Linked DNA regions of Homo sapiens: region 1 is linked to region 2. Evidence: read pairs that join two places in POLR2A ChIA-PET (ENCODE). Cell type or tissue: A673. All regions are shown on one strand. Links, peaks and the distances in the headings refer to the core of each region. The heading gives the core; the rest is flanking DNA. Region 1 overlaps TIE1 (tyrosine kinase with immunoglobulin like and EGF like domains 1). Region 2 overlaps CFAP57 (cilia and flagella associated protein 57).

What was found. Peaks named below come from ENCODE experiments on the same cell type or tissue, not always from the same donor. Only the 100,000 strongest peaks of a DNase experiment are listed, where the experiment ranks them.
Region 1: POLR2A ChIA-PET joins it to region 2 with 22 read pairs; 2 of 35 experiments call an interaction of 5 or more read pairs at or near these places.

The regions. Positions count from the first base shown.
Region 1 is chr1:43,321,916-43,328,794 of GRCh38, forward strand. TIE1 (tyrosine kinase with immunoglobulin like and EGF like domains 1) reads left to right here. Exons shown (of 23, transcript NM_005424.5): 23 at 736-1,193. The coding sequence ends at 807. Among named protein-coding and RNA genes, the nearest start is that of MPL, 12 kb to the right of the region's middle. RefSeq lists an enhancer at 1-227. In A673, for the core only: no CTCF peak of the experiment used is centred there; a DNase peak (open chromatin) is centred at 3,096.
Region 2 is chr1:43,223,338-43,230,216 of GRCh38, forward strand. CFAP57 (cilia and flagella associated protein 57) reads left to right here. Exons shown (of 23, transcript NM_001378189.1): 17 at 709-867; 18 at 3,646-3,789. All of the region lies in intron 1 of LOC105378685 (a long non-coding RNA gene), which reads right to left. Among named protein-coding and RNA genes, the nearest start is that of TMEM125, 43 kb to the right of the region's middle. In A673, for the core only: a CTCF peak has its summit at 4,089 (motif pointing right); a DNase peak (open chromatin) is centred at 4,104.

The DNA of each region.
Region 1 (6,879 bases), core at 1,616-4,115, 98 kb after region 2:
ACTCTTCCAAGGCCACTGCTTAGCCCCAACAGCAAATCCCTACCTTAAGCCCCAAGTCCCAGACTGCTTGCCTGTCCTCTGCTGAGGCCATCAGCCTGTCCTCATCTGGGACACCTCTCCCCACCTGCCAGAGCCAGAGCAGAGTGCATGAATAGTCACTAACCAGATGGATGGATGGGTGAATGAGTGATACAGTAACCGTATGAATGAATGAATGGAATTAGTGGATAGATGATACAATAATCATATGAACATGTAATTCAATAACTCAATCTACTAACCATGTGAATAAGTGAATTATCAAATAAATATAATGAAAAATATATCAAAATTAGTAAATATGAAGAGTTCTTCAAGTAAATTAATGATTAAATAACCATCTTAAGAATGAAGGAATGATCAAATAACCATATAAATGGATGAGTCGTCTAAAATGGCTTTTGAACAGATAAGTTACTGAATGAATGAACGCATAAGCCAAGAATTCATTGAAAGAGTGCATGTAAAAACCCTCCTCTAACAATGGCATTGAGAGCCTCTCACCTGAGGCCCCAACTGTGGCCTGATGCCTTCACTGCCCTGGGCTGGTAAAGGCCACTCTTGGCCATGGGGCCATCTTAGGTCTCCAGAACAAATCAGTGTCAGTTCAAATGCCCCCACCACATGGAAGTCCAGGAGCTTGAGGCCAGATGCACCCCCATTCCTGGCCCCCACTAAAGCTTGCTCTGCCCCCAGGCCTATGTGAACATGTCGCTGTTTGAGAACTTCACTTACGCGGGCATTGATGCCACAGCTGAGGAGGCCTGAGCTGCCATCCAGCCAGAACGTGGCTCTGCTGGCCGGAGCAAACTCTGCTGTCTAACCTGTGACCAGTCTGACCCTTACAGCCTCTGACTTAAGCTGCCTCAAGGAATTTTTTTAACTTAAGGGAGAAAAAAAGGGATCTGGGGATGGGGTGGGCTTAGGGGAACTGGGTTCCCATGCTTTGTAGGTGTCTCATAGCTATCCTGGGCATCCTTCTTTCTAGTTCAGCTGCCCCACAGGTGTGTTTCCCATCCCACTGCTCCCCCAACACAAACCCCCACTCCAGCTCCTTCGCTTAAGCCAGCACTCACACCACTAACATGCCCTGTTCAGCTACTCCCACTCCCGGCCTGTCATTCAGAAAAAAATAAATGTTCTAATAAGCTCCATTCAATGTCTACCTTTTACTGCTGGTCAATCTTGGGGTGAGGGGCGTAGTTAAACCCAAGAGACAGAAACTGGCCGGGCGTGGTGGCTCACTCCTGTAATCCCAGCACTTTGGGAGGCCGAGGCGGGTGGATCACGAGGTCAGGAGCTTGAGACCATCCTGGCGAACATGGTGAAACCCCGTCTCTACTAAAAATGCAAAAAATTAGCTGGAAGTGGTGGCGGGCACCTGTAGTCCCAGCTACTCGGGAGGCTGAGGCAGGAGAATGGCCTGAACCTGGGAGGCGGAGCTTGCAGTGAGCCAAGATCGCACCACTGCACTCCAGCCTGGGCGACAGAGCGAGACTCCGTCTCAAAAAAAAAGAGACAGAAACTGGGCTTTCTAGGAAAAGAAACACTGTCTGAGGCCTCAGCCCTCTGTTGAGGTTGCCTGTCCAGGATAGGAGGTGCTCTGGAAGACTCATTTTACACAAACACCACCAGCCCCTACCTCTGTCCTGATTAGAAGGCCAGTTTTCCCCTGTTCCCTTCCCTGCTCTCCAGCTTCCATCACTAACGTGTCTCCCTGTGTATCTCTAGGTAGCAGCCAGCCTAGGATTCTTTGTTCTGTCCAAATAGTCCATGCCAGGATCATCTATAGCCAGCCTCAACTCTGCCTGGCATCTCAGCGCCAGACGGATCCTGGCCTGTCTAGAGTTTCCTTAGGTGCCTTCTTCTTTACCTTATGCCTCCAGGCAGCCTTCCCTGGCTTGGTAGCCACTTCACTGCCCAATGTATGAGCCCAAAAGGAGGAGGGCAGAGGCCACTCCCAACTTCAGCCAGCCAAGGTAGGATTCCTTTGCCATCTTCAGGGCCTCATAGTGCTGTGAGAGGTGCTTCTCTCCTGGTCCTGAAAGTGAGTCCCACACTACTCCATGCTGTGCAGCCTCTGGACTTGCCTACTGTTTGGATTGCTCATGGCTGGCCTTAGATTTCTCTCCTATTGGTCCTTAAGAAACAAGATTGATTGTGTTTTACACATTTTTTCAGTGAATCAGAAGACATCAAAGAAGGCATAACATGGTGTGGCACTGTGATGAAGAGCACAGGTTCTAGGATCACACCAACCTGTGTTCAAGTCCCTGCTATGTCACTTATCATCTGTGTGGCCTTGGTCAAGTCTCTGAGCTTCAGTTTTCTCATCTAATTAATGGAGTTAGTAACAGCTACCTCGTTGTTTGTGTTAAATGAGACCACACAGGCCCATCTTTCACAGCACTGGGCCTGGGCCATAGTAAGTACACAGTGTCAGCTGATATCATTATATACAAATGCAGGAAGCTGCAGGGAGGTAATGATTAGGATCTGTATTCTGAAAATACTTGGATGGTTGGAGGAGGATGAATTTAAATGGGAGGCTACGTAGGATGAGGGAGATGGGAACTGCTAGAATAAAACTTCATTTCAGATCCACATTCACTGCAGGGATTTTGCCAGGTCCAGGCTGTGGAGATTAAACCATTGTCTTTGATGGAGACCAATATGTAAACAAGGATGCCTCTGTGAAGTGACAGCTATGTTAACAAGCAACAAAATACAGCGGTGTATGCTCTAAGAGAGCGGGGGAAGCTGGGGAAGGCTTAAACAGGAACTGGAGTCAGAACAGTTTCCCAGAGAAAGTGATGTTTTAATCTGGACCATGAAGAGGAAGCAGGGTTTCACCAAAGGAAGAGACCCTGGCACAGGAAACAACACCTGTGATATGTGGCATGTTCAGGAGCTGCAAATAGTTCTCTGTGGCTGGAGCAAAGGGAAAACAGGGTAATGAACCCAGAGAGGTGACGGATGCCAGGCTATGCTGAGCCTTATAGGATATGAATCTTTATCCTAAGAGCAGAGGAGCCACAGAAGAGCTATAAGCAGGGGTGAGTCATAATGAGATTTGCATTTTTTTAAAGTCACTCTGGCTACCCTGTGGAGAACAGATTATATAGGAAAAACAGTAAAGGTGAGGAGCATGGCTATAAATTAGAAACCTTAGATGAGATGAATAAATTCCTAAAAATACACAAACTACTGAAACTGACTCCAGAAGGAATTCACCAATCTAAATAGACTTAAACAAAAAAAGAGATTGAATTAGTAATAATAATTAAAAAAAAAAAACACCCACAAAGAAAAAGCCCAGGCCCAAATGCTTCAATGGTGAATTTTACCAAACATTTAAAGAATAAATACAAAAACTCTATACAAACTTTTCCAAACAATAAAAAACGAGAGAAGGCTTCCCAATTTATTCTGTGAGGCCAGTATTACCCTGATACCCAGAACAGACAAAGATTGCACAAGAAAAGAAAACTACAGACCAATATCTCTTATGAATATGGATGCAAAAATTCTCAACAAAACACTAGTAGGAAGAATCCAGAAACATAAAAAAAAGATTATACATCATAATAAAGTGGAATTTATCCCAAGAATGCAAGGTTGGTTTAACATCTGAAAATCCATACACTATATCAATAGACTAAAAAACAAAAACTACATGATCATTTCAGCAGACACAGAAAAAGCATCTGACAAAATATAACACCCTTTGTGATTTAAAAAAAAAAAGCTTTAACAAACTGCAAATGGAATCTTTGTTAATCTGATAAAAGATGTTTACCAAAAAAAATACAGTTAGCATCATATTTAATAGTAAAAGACTGAATGCTTTCTCCCTAACATCAGGAATAAGACAAGGATACGTGCTCTCCTCACTTTTATTCAACATCATACTGGAGGTCCTAGCCAGAACAGTTGAGCAAGAAAAAGAAAGAAACAACATCCAGACTGGAAAGGAAGAAATAAAACTCTATTTGCAGATAACATGATAGTATATATAGAAAATCCTAAGGAATCCACTAAAAAACTAATAAATGAGTTCAGAACAGTTGCAAGATACAAGATCAAAATGAAAAAAGCAATTTTCTTCTATATACTTGTAATAATCTAAAAATGAAAATAAAACAATTCCATTTATGATTGCCTTAAAGAGAATAAATAAAATTATCAAAGACTTATACTCTGAAAACTATAAAACATCATTGAAAGAAATTAAAAATCTAAATAAACAGAAAATGAAGCATCTCATGTCCATGAATTGGAAGGCTTAATATTGGTAAGATGATAATACTTCCCAAATTGGTCTATAGATTCAATGCAGTCCCTATCAGAATCTCAGCTGGCTTCTTTGTAGAAATTGGCAAACATTGACCGGGCACGGTGGCTCATGCCTGTAATTCCAGCACTTTGGGAGGCCGAGGTAGGTGGATCACGAGGTCAAGAGATCAAGACCATCCTGGCCAACATGGTGAAACTCCATCTCTACTAAAATTACAAAAATTAGCTGGGCGTGGTGACAGGTGCCTGTGGTCCCAGCTACTTAGGAGACTGAGGCAGGGGGGTGGCTTGAACCTGGGAGGCGGAGGTTGCAGTGAGCCTAGGTTGTGCCACTGCACGCCAGCCTGGCGACAGAGTGAGACTCTGTCTCAAAAAAAAAAAAAAAAAAAAAAAAAGAAATTGGCAAACTTTTTTTTTTTTTTGAGACGGAGTCTCGCTCTGTTGCCCAGGCTGGAGTGTAGTGGCATGATCTCAGCTCACTGCAAGCTCCGCCTCCCGGGTTCACGCCATTTTCCTGCCACAGCCTCCCAAGTAGCTGGGACTACAGGCACCTGCCACCACGCTGGCTAATTTTTTGTATTTTTTTTAGTAGAGATGGGGTTTCACCATGTTAGCCAGGATGGTCTCGAGCTCCTGACCTCGTGATCCACCTGCCTCGGCCGGGATTACAGGTGTGAGCCATCGCGCCCAGCCGAAATTGGCAAACATTTTTAATTCATATGGCATTGCAAGAGACCCAGCCAAAATAGCCAAAACAATCTTGAAACAGAGGAATGAAGTTGGAGGACTCACATTGCCAGATTTCAAAAGTTACTACAAAGCAACAAAAATCAAGACGGTGTGGTACTGGCATAAGGAGAGACATATGAGATCAATCAAACAGAACTGAGAATCCAGTATGGTCAACTGATTTTCAACAGAGGCGCCAAGGCCATTTAATGGGGAAAGAATAGTCTTCAACAAATGGTGCTGGGACAATTGGATAGCCACATGCAAAAGAATGAATTTGGACTCCTACCCAAACACCACATACAAAAATTAACTCAAAGTGGGTCAAATACCTAAATATTAGAACCAAAATTATAAAGCCCTTAAAGAAAGCATAGAAGTAAATCATAATTACCTCAGATTTGGCAGTGGATTTTTAGATATGACAGCAAAGATATGGGTAACAAAATCAAAAATACATAAGTTAGAATTCATCAAAATTGAAAACTTTTGTGCATCAAAGGACACTATCAGGAAGGTGAAAACCACAGAATAGAAGAAAACACTTGCAAGTCACATATCCTGTAAGAGACTTGTATCTAGAATATATTAATACAAAGAAGTCTTATAACTCAATAGTAAAGTGACAGATAACCCAGTATCTTTTAATGGACAAAGGCTCTGAATAGACATTTCTCCAAAGAAGATAAACAAATGGCCAATAAGCACATGAAAAGATGTTCAACAGGATGAGTCATCAGGAAATGCAAATCAAAACCAGTGTGAGATACTACTTCATACACACTAAGATGGCTATAATCAAAAACATAACAAGTGTTGGCAAGGAAGAAAATGAACCATCATACACTGTTGGTGGGAATGTAGAATTGTGCAGCCTCTTTGGAAACCAGTCTGGCAGTTCCTTAAACATGTGGAAACTCTACACATAAAGTTCTCAGAAGACCCAGAAATTCCACTCTTAGGCATATATACCAAGAGAAATGAGAACGTATGTGCACACATATATGGATGTTTATAGCAATATTATTCATAATAGCCAAAAAGTAGAAACAACTCAAATGTCCATCATCTGATGAATGGATAAATGGTATGTGGTATATCCATACAGTGGAATATTATTCAGCCAAGAAAAGGGAATGAAGGCTGGGCATGATGGCTTGTTCCTGTAACCCCAGCACTTTAGGAGGCTGAGGCAGGCAGATCACTTATGCCCAGGAGGTCAAGACCAGCCTGAGCAACATGGCAAAACCCTGTCTCTACAAAAAATACAAAAATTTGCCAGGAGTTGTGGTGCATGCCTGTAGTCCCAGCTACTCGGGAAGCTCAGGTGAGTGGATCACCTGAGCCTGGGAGGTCAAGGCTGCAGTGAGCTGTGATCGTGCCACTGTACTCCAGCCTAGGCAATGGAGTGAGACCCAGTCTCAAAAAAACAAAGAGTTGGGGGTGGTGAATGAAATACTAATGCATGCTATATTGTAAATGAACATTGAAAATACCATGCTAAGTGAAAGAAGCCAGTCACAAAAGACAACATATGGTAGTCATATTCCATTTATATGAAATTTCCATACTAGGCAAATCTATAGAGGTAGAAAGTAGATTAGTGGTTGCTTAGGACTAGAAGGAAGTTGGGGAGATATGAGGATGAGTGTAAAAGGTACAGGATTTCTTTTTGAGGTGATAAAAATGATCTAAATTTGACTGTGGTTGCACATATCTGTGAATATACTAAAAACCACTGATTTGTACACTTTACATGGGTGAGTTGTATGGTGTGTGAATTATATTTCAATAAAGCTGGGTTGTTTTTTGTCT
Region 2 (6,879 bases), core at 2,576-5,075:
ATAAGGTCTTCTGGGGATGAGATAGATGAAGTCTTGGCCGGGAGGCATCCTCGGGCTCTTGGTCCAGGGAGTCATGGGCGGCTCCTGTTCAGCACCACAGGTGGGAGAGGGAATGGGGGTGTAGGATGCTTAGTTTACAAAGTGGGGAAGATGTTTTTAGTTCACTCACCATCAGGGGTGAGGGAGGATTCAACTCAGTTTCCCCAAAACATTTAGCCCTGGAAAAGCTAAGTTCAAAGCAAGCTGAAGTTTCTTCCTATTAGAAAGCACACTAGTAAATCCAGGGAACAATCAGTCTTCCCTTCTTGGTCATGGCTAAGATGGCTCATCAGTTAGGGCCCACTTTCTGTGACCTTGATGCAGTGTGGATCCCAGCTTTTCAAGATCAGTGTGGTCATAGAAGTCTCTGGTCCACTTGGTGTACCGGTCTCTGGAACCTCTTGTGAAGACAGTCAGTCCTCTCATATGGAGAATGGGCCTGGATGTTATGGGACAGAATACTACATCATCCATTTGGCCTGGGAAATTCCTGAACCGTCCCAAATGCTCCAGATATTCACTCCTAAAATCCCAGAAATGTTGAATGCTAAGTGTTTTCAGTCCACAGAAGGTGGCCAGTGGTGGGGAGCCCCTTACACTGAGACAGTGGGAGGGATGGAGATGAGTTCTGACTTTAGTGGTCTTTGTTGTTGCTGTTCGCTTTTCTAGTTCAGCAGCCTACAGAAGGAGATTGAAGAACGAACCAATGACATCGAGACCCTAAAAGGAGAGCAGATGAAGCTGCAAGGAGTCATTAAGTCTCTGGAGAAGGACATCCAAGGCCTCAAGCGAGAGATCCAGGAAAGAGACGAGACTATTCAAGACAAGGTGCAGCTCTCCTTCTGTCCTCCCTCAGCTACGGCCAGATGGGCCAAGGCGAGGAAGGCAAAGCTCAGGGGAGAGAGGGTCCCTAGCTTCTCAGGACGCATTTCTTTAACTTGATGGGGGAACCAGCCGTCAGTGAAGTGCCTGTTGTGTGCTTGGCACTGGGCTAATCGCTGTCAACACATCACTTTCAGCTCTGCCAACAACCCAGGGGGCCTGAGAACCCAGTGTTATGGTTCGGGAAGCTGAACTCCAAGAGGCTGGGTATCTTGCCCAGGGTCACACACTTCAATAGGTGACAGGCTGCAATAAGAACCGAGTCAGCTGACTCCACTGCTCCAGGCATCCTTGGAGGCGCTTCCCCATGGGCTGGGGACAGCTCACTTGCCGCACTGACCACATGGTCCCCCTGTCGCAGAGGGACTCTCCTGGGATTGACCCTGTCCAGGAGGCTGCCTCCACTTTTGGGATGCCTTTCTTACAAAACACTCAGACGTCAGAGACATCACATTCTGTGGGGCAGATACCTCAATACCCAGTATGTAGTATCATCCTCCTGAGCACATCCAGATTCCGTGCCCTCCTCTCCATCTCCCCTGCCACTACGGCCCAAGGCAGGTGGAATTCTCCAAGGGCCAAGGACGTGGGCTTCAGTGTTAGGGAACTAGGTCTGGCACAGGTTCCATTTATTGACCATTGCACCTCGAGCAACTTCTCTAAGCCTTCATTTTCTCACCTATAAAATGGGGATGATAACCACCTCAAGGGGTCTTGTAAGGATCACATAGGATCATGGGATCATGCCTGGATGTCATTTCTGCATGTGAGTGTCGGTGTACATATCCAGGGTTTTGTTTGTTTGTTTGTTTGTTTGTTTGTTTGTTTGTTTTTAGGGAAGATCCAAAGCTCTGTTCAGATTCTCAAAGGGGGCTTTGACAAGAAAGAGACAAAGGCCTCCTCACCTAGAAAGTGGCAACAGCCTCCTAAGCAGTCTAATGGCCTCACTTCCCATCTCCCACCACCATGGACTGGCAGGGTACAGGTGCAATGCTGCCACTCTCCTGCTCAAAGCCCTCACAGCTCCCCATTGCTACAGCAGGGGTCAGCACGCTCTTTCTGTAAAGACCTAGGTAGTAAATATTTTTGGCTTTGGAGGCCATGTGGTCTGTCTCAACGAATCAACACCGCTGCTGTAGTGTGAAACCACCCATAAACAAAACATTAGTCAATTAACTTGGCTGTGTTCCAATAAAGTTTTACAGAAATAGACAGCAGGCCCAATGTGGCCCACAGGCTGGAGTTTGCCAACCCCTGGCCTAGGAGATAAATTCTGAACTCTTTCCCCCAACATGAAGACCCTCACCTCCCTCCTCTATTTCCCCAGCCTCACCTCTCACTTCCCCCATGAACCACCGCTTGGCTCTCAAGCCAGTCATTCTCAGCACCCTCAATATATACTTTGCCTTCTGTGCTTTACAACATTTATCACATTTTAGGCTTAGATTTGCTTCTGTGTCTTCTTTCCCAACTAGTGTTTTCTTTTAAGGGCAAGGGACTGTGTTGTATTTATATTTGGAAACCCAATACTTGACAAAAGATCTTCATTCAGTAAATGTTTGATGGATGGATATACTTATGTTCTGATTACTATCACCGTGCAACAAATTAACCTTAAAACTTACTGATTGAGGCCAGGTGTGGTGGCTCACGCCTGTAATCCCAGCACTTTGGGAGGCAGAGGCAGGTGGATCACTTGAGGTCAGGAGTTCGAGACCAGCCTGGCCAACATGGTGAAACCCCATCTCTACCAAAAATATAAAAATTAGCCAGGAGTGGTGGCACATGCCTGTAATCCAAGCTACTCTGGAGGCTGAGGCAGGAGAATCGCTTGAACTTGAGAAGCAGAGGTTGCAGTGAGCCAAGATCGTGCCACTGCGCTCTAGCCTGGGTGACAAAGTGAGACCCATCTCAAAAAGAAAAACTAAGTGATTGAAAGCAACTATTTTATTCTGCTTACAGGTGCTACAGATCTGGAATCTGGACAGGGTACAAAAGGATGGCTTATCTCTGTCCCCGATGTCTGGGGCCTCAGCTGGGAATACTGGGGGTGACTCAAAACAGCTGGAGGCTGGAAGATCAACATCCAATGTGGCTTCTTCAGTCACATGTCTGGCACCTTGGCAGGGGTGTCTGGGAGGCTAGGCTCAGCTGGGTCTTTTGATCAGAGCCCCTAATGTGCCCACCAGCCTGGATGTCTCAGTGTAGTTGGACTTCTTACATAGCAGATGCCCTCCCCCAATGCAGGTGTCCCAAGAGAGCCAGATAAAAGCTGCTTGGCCTTTTTTGGCCTAGCCTTGGAAGCCACACAGTCTCCCTTCTGCTGCATTATTTGGGTTACGAACAAGTCACAAGTCAAGGCAAATGCAAGGGAAGGGGATTCGCTTCCACCTCCTGATGGAGAAGCAGCAAGGTCACGCTGTAGAACAGCTGGAGTGTGGGGCGGGAGATGCTGTGGGGGCCATCGTTGGAAAATACCGCTGTTCACAACCTAATATGAATGAGTGAGTGAATGCATGAGAGTCCTTGTACAGAGGCTGAGGGGTCTGTGCTGTAGCCCCATGGGGGGAGTGCCAGCCTCTGTACTGACGAAGGGAGGAGAGGAGTCTCCTGGTTGACCTCTTCAACCAGGAGAGTCACAGGCTTCGTGCTCTTTTGCCCTAAAGGGCTGCAGTATACCAGGGCCTTACAATATCTCTCACTTCTCTCTCATCTCACCCCCAGGAGAAGCGAATTTATGATCTGAAAAAGAAAAATCAAGAACTAGGGAAATTCAAGTTTGTGCTTGACTACAAAATAAAGGAGCTGAAGAAGCAAATAGAACCTCGAGAGAATGAGATCAGGGTGATGAAGGAACAGATTCAGGAGGTAAGAAGCCATTTGCAACACTCTGGCCTCTCAGACCCTCTGTCTCTTCTTCCACAATTGGCTAGCTGGCCTCAGGGACTGAGGAGAAGCTCTTCTCACAGTCCTCTCTGCTCCCAAGGTGTGTGCAGCCTCCAGTCCACAGGGGTGCAACAGGGAAGGCCGTGGCCCCGCTGCAGGCTCAGCTGACCGAAAGCAAATCGCTTGGGAGTTAACTTGCCACGGGACCTGGAGATGGGCTTTGGCCCTACCCGTGCCTCAGTGTGCGGTGTACTGTGCCCTCCTAAGGGAGATGCAGCTATTGGGCATTTGGCCACCAGAGGGCAGTGTGTACTCAGCCAACAGGCTATCCTTCTAGTTCAGCATTTTTTTCTCAAACTGGAAATGTTGGTTGAGACCCCAGGTGAGGCCATGGTGTTTGGACTTCATCTGATAAGGAATGAGAAGTCATCAGAGGCTCTTGAGCAGAAGAGTGGCATAATTAAGAATATGTTCTGGGAAGCAAACAGGATGAAGGTAGAGAGGCGAGATTAGAAGCAGGATCAACTGGACAAGGGTTTCTGAGAATCCTGTGAGGTCCCCCATGCCCCCCACCACACGCCACCTTTCCCTGCAACGTGTGTTGCCCCATCAGCCTCCCCTGCTGGGCTGACAGTGGCGTCCATGTTGATCTAAAACCGAATTCTTGATTTTTCTCTCCCCCTTCCTCCAGTTTTCCCTCTCTCAGTTAGTGGTCTATGATCCACCCAGTTACTTAATGCAGAAATGCAGAAGTCTTTCTTGATTCTTCACTTCTCTTAACTCCTTATCCAAATCATCACCAACATCTGTCTGATCAATTTCCAAAACATATCTCACATCAAACCCTCCTTTCCCGCTGCTGCTATCACCCTGGTACAAGCAGCCACCATCTCTTATCTGGACTGGACTCCAGCCTCCAGTCTGGTCTCCACATAGAGGCCTGAGTGAACTCCCCAGTGGGGTCCCATCCCACCTACAGTAAAATCCAAAGTCCCAGTCAGGCCCACAAGGTCCTGCGTGATCCAGCCTCTCCCTGCCTCTCCAGCCTCCTCTCACAGCTCCCCCTCCCTGCTCCAGCCCACTGACTTTCTGACAGTTCCTGTAAGTCACGCTTTTCCATCTCAGGACCTCTGCAGTGCTGCTGCCTCTGCCTGGAAGGCTCTTCCCCCAGATCGCCACATGGCTGGCTTCTTTGCATCTTTCAGGTCTCAGCCTATATGCCTTCCCTGACCGCCCTAGACAAAATAGGCTTCTGCTCCCTCCTCCATCTTCTCTAATTGTTTGTGCTGAGCCGGGATAACAGATACAAGGGTGTCAGACAGCACTGATGACCCAACTAGAAGTGCCAGAGCCATGGGGGTGCCAGTCTGCCCGGTGACGCCTGTACTCTGGTAAGCCCAGTAAAGAGCCAGGTGGAGATCAGTCCAGGGCCAGGGGGCCCAGAGAGGGTATGTCCTTGTGACAATGACTTTTTCCCTGGCTTCTGGGATGAGAAAGGATGCCCCCAGCTGACCACAGACCTGCCTCCGCTGGGCCTCCTACCATTCTTGAGTGCTTTCAGGGCCCCAAAATGGCAGCTGTCGTCCTTTCGGGGTGCTATAACAAAATACTTTAGAAGGGATAATTTATGGCCAACAGAAATGTATTGCTGAAAGTACTGGAAGCTGGAAAGTCTAAGACCAAGGCTCCAGCAGATTTGGTGTCCAGGCCTGTTCCTCATAGATGGCACCTGCTATGTGTCCTCATGTGATGGGAGGGCAAAAGGGGGCAAACAAGCTCCCTCCAGCCTCTCGTACAAGGGCACAAATCCCATTTGTGAGGGCTCTGCCCTCGTGACCTGATCACCTCCCAAAGACCTGACCTCCTAATCCCATCACTTTGGGGGTTAGGTTTCACCATTGGAATTTGGGGTGGAGGGCACCAACGTTCATCAGACCATAGCAGCCTGAGAAGATGAGAGGAAGAGCAGAGGCCCCACCCACCTGGAGGGCCAGCACACCACAGGCCCCTGGAAATCACTGCCCCCTTTCTCCTTCCTCATTTGACACATTTGTCAGCTGCATTTCAGGTCGGGTCCGTTGTTTGCTAATGGTCAGCTTACTTTCCCCACCAGCACACCTGGGGGGACCATTCATCTTCTCTGGCAGTAACAGGGGCCAACCGTGGCCTTGATGCTCAGCAGGGAATACACTTGCACCTTGGGAGTGATTCCAGCAGGATCCCTCCTACCTCCTTTCGCTGGTGCCAGTTGCTGTCAGGACTGATACCTGGGCCTGGGTGCTTCTGGGAGCCTCTGACCTTGGGGCTTCCCTCTGGGGGTCATAGACACCTTTGGTTCATGCACTGTGGATCTCCTGTAAAGGTCTTTTTCTCCCAGGAAGGAAGCCTCAAGCCCTTGGCTCATTTGTAGAGCTGCAACTTCTAATAACACTTCCTGATTCAGGTACCCGCCCTCACATACTCTTTTTCCAACTTGGCTCTGATGATCCAAGGGTCCCTTTGCCCTGCCTAGGGGAGAGGTTTCCCGAGGCTTGTCGTTTTAGTTTACACTCATTTACTAGGGCAGGGTTTCTCAAGCTCAGCACTACTACTATTTTGAGGTAGGTAATTCTCTGTCATGGAGGGTCTGTCCTGTATATTGTAGGATGTTTAGCAGCGTCCCTGGTCCCTACCTGCTAGATCCCAAAAACACCCCCTATCCAGGATGTTAAAACTAAAAAATGCCTTCAGACCTTGCCAGAGGTCCCCTGGGGGGTGCAAAATGCTTTCTACCCTCCTGCCTGAGCCCCATTGAGAATCTCTGAGTGTGATGAAAAACACATGGAAAAGTAGATGGATTTTCCACACTGGGAAAAGATGCTTGTTTCCACATAAGGGGCTAGGCTTCTGGCTGTCCAGCCAGCTACTCAAATTTGACCTATTTCCCAATTTTTCTATAAACAGATTATTTTTATTCTCAGAGTAGTATGAGTCTTTGCCTGGGGGAAAAAATGAACAGAAGTAAACAATATACTCCTGTATGCCCTCTCTGCTAACCTCATCTGTCACTGCTGGCCTGAGATTTAGAGAATG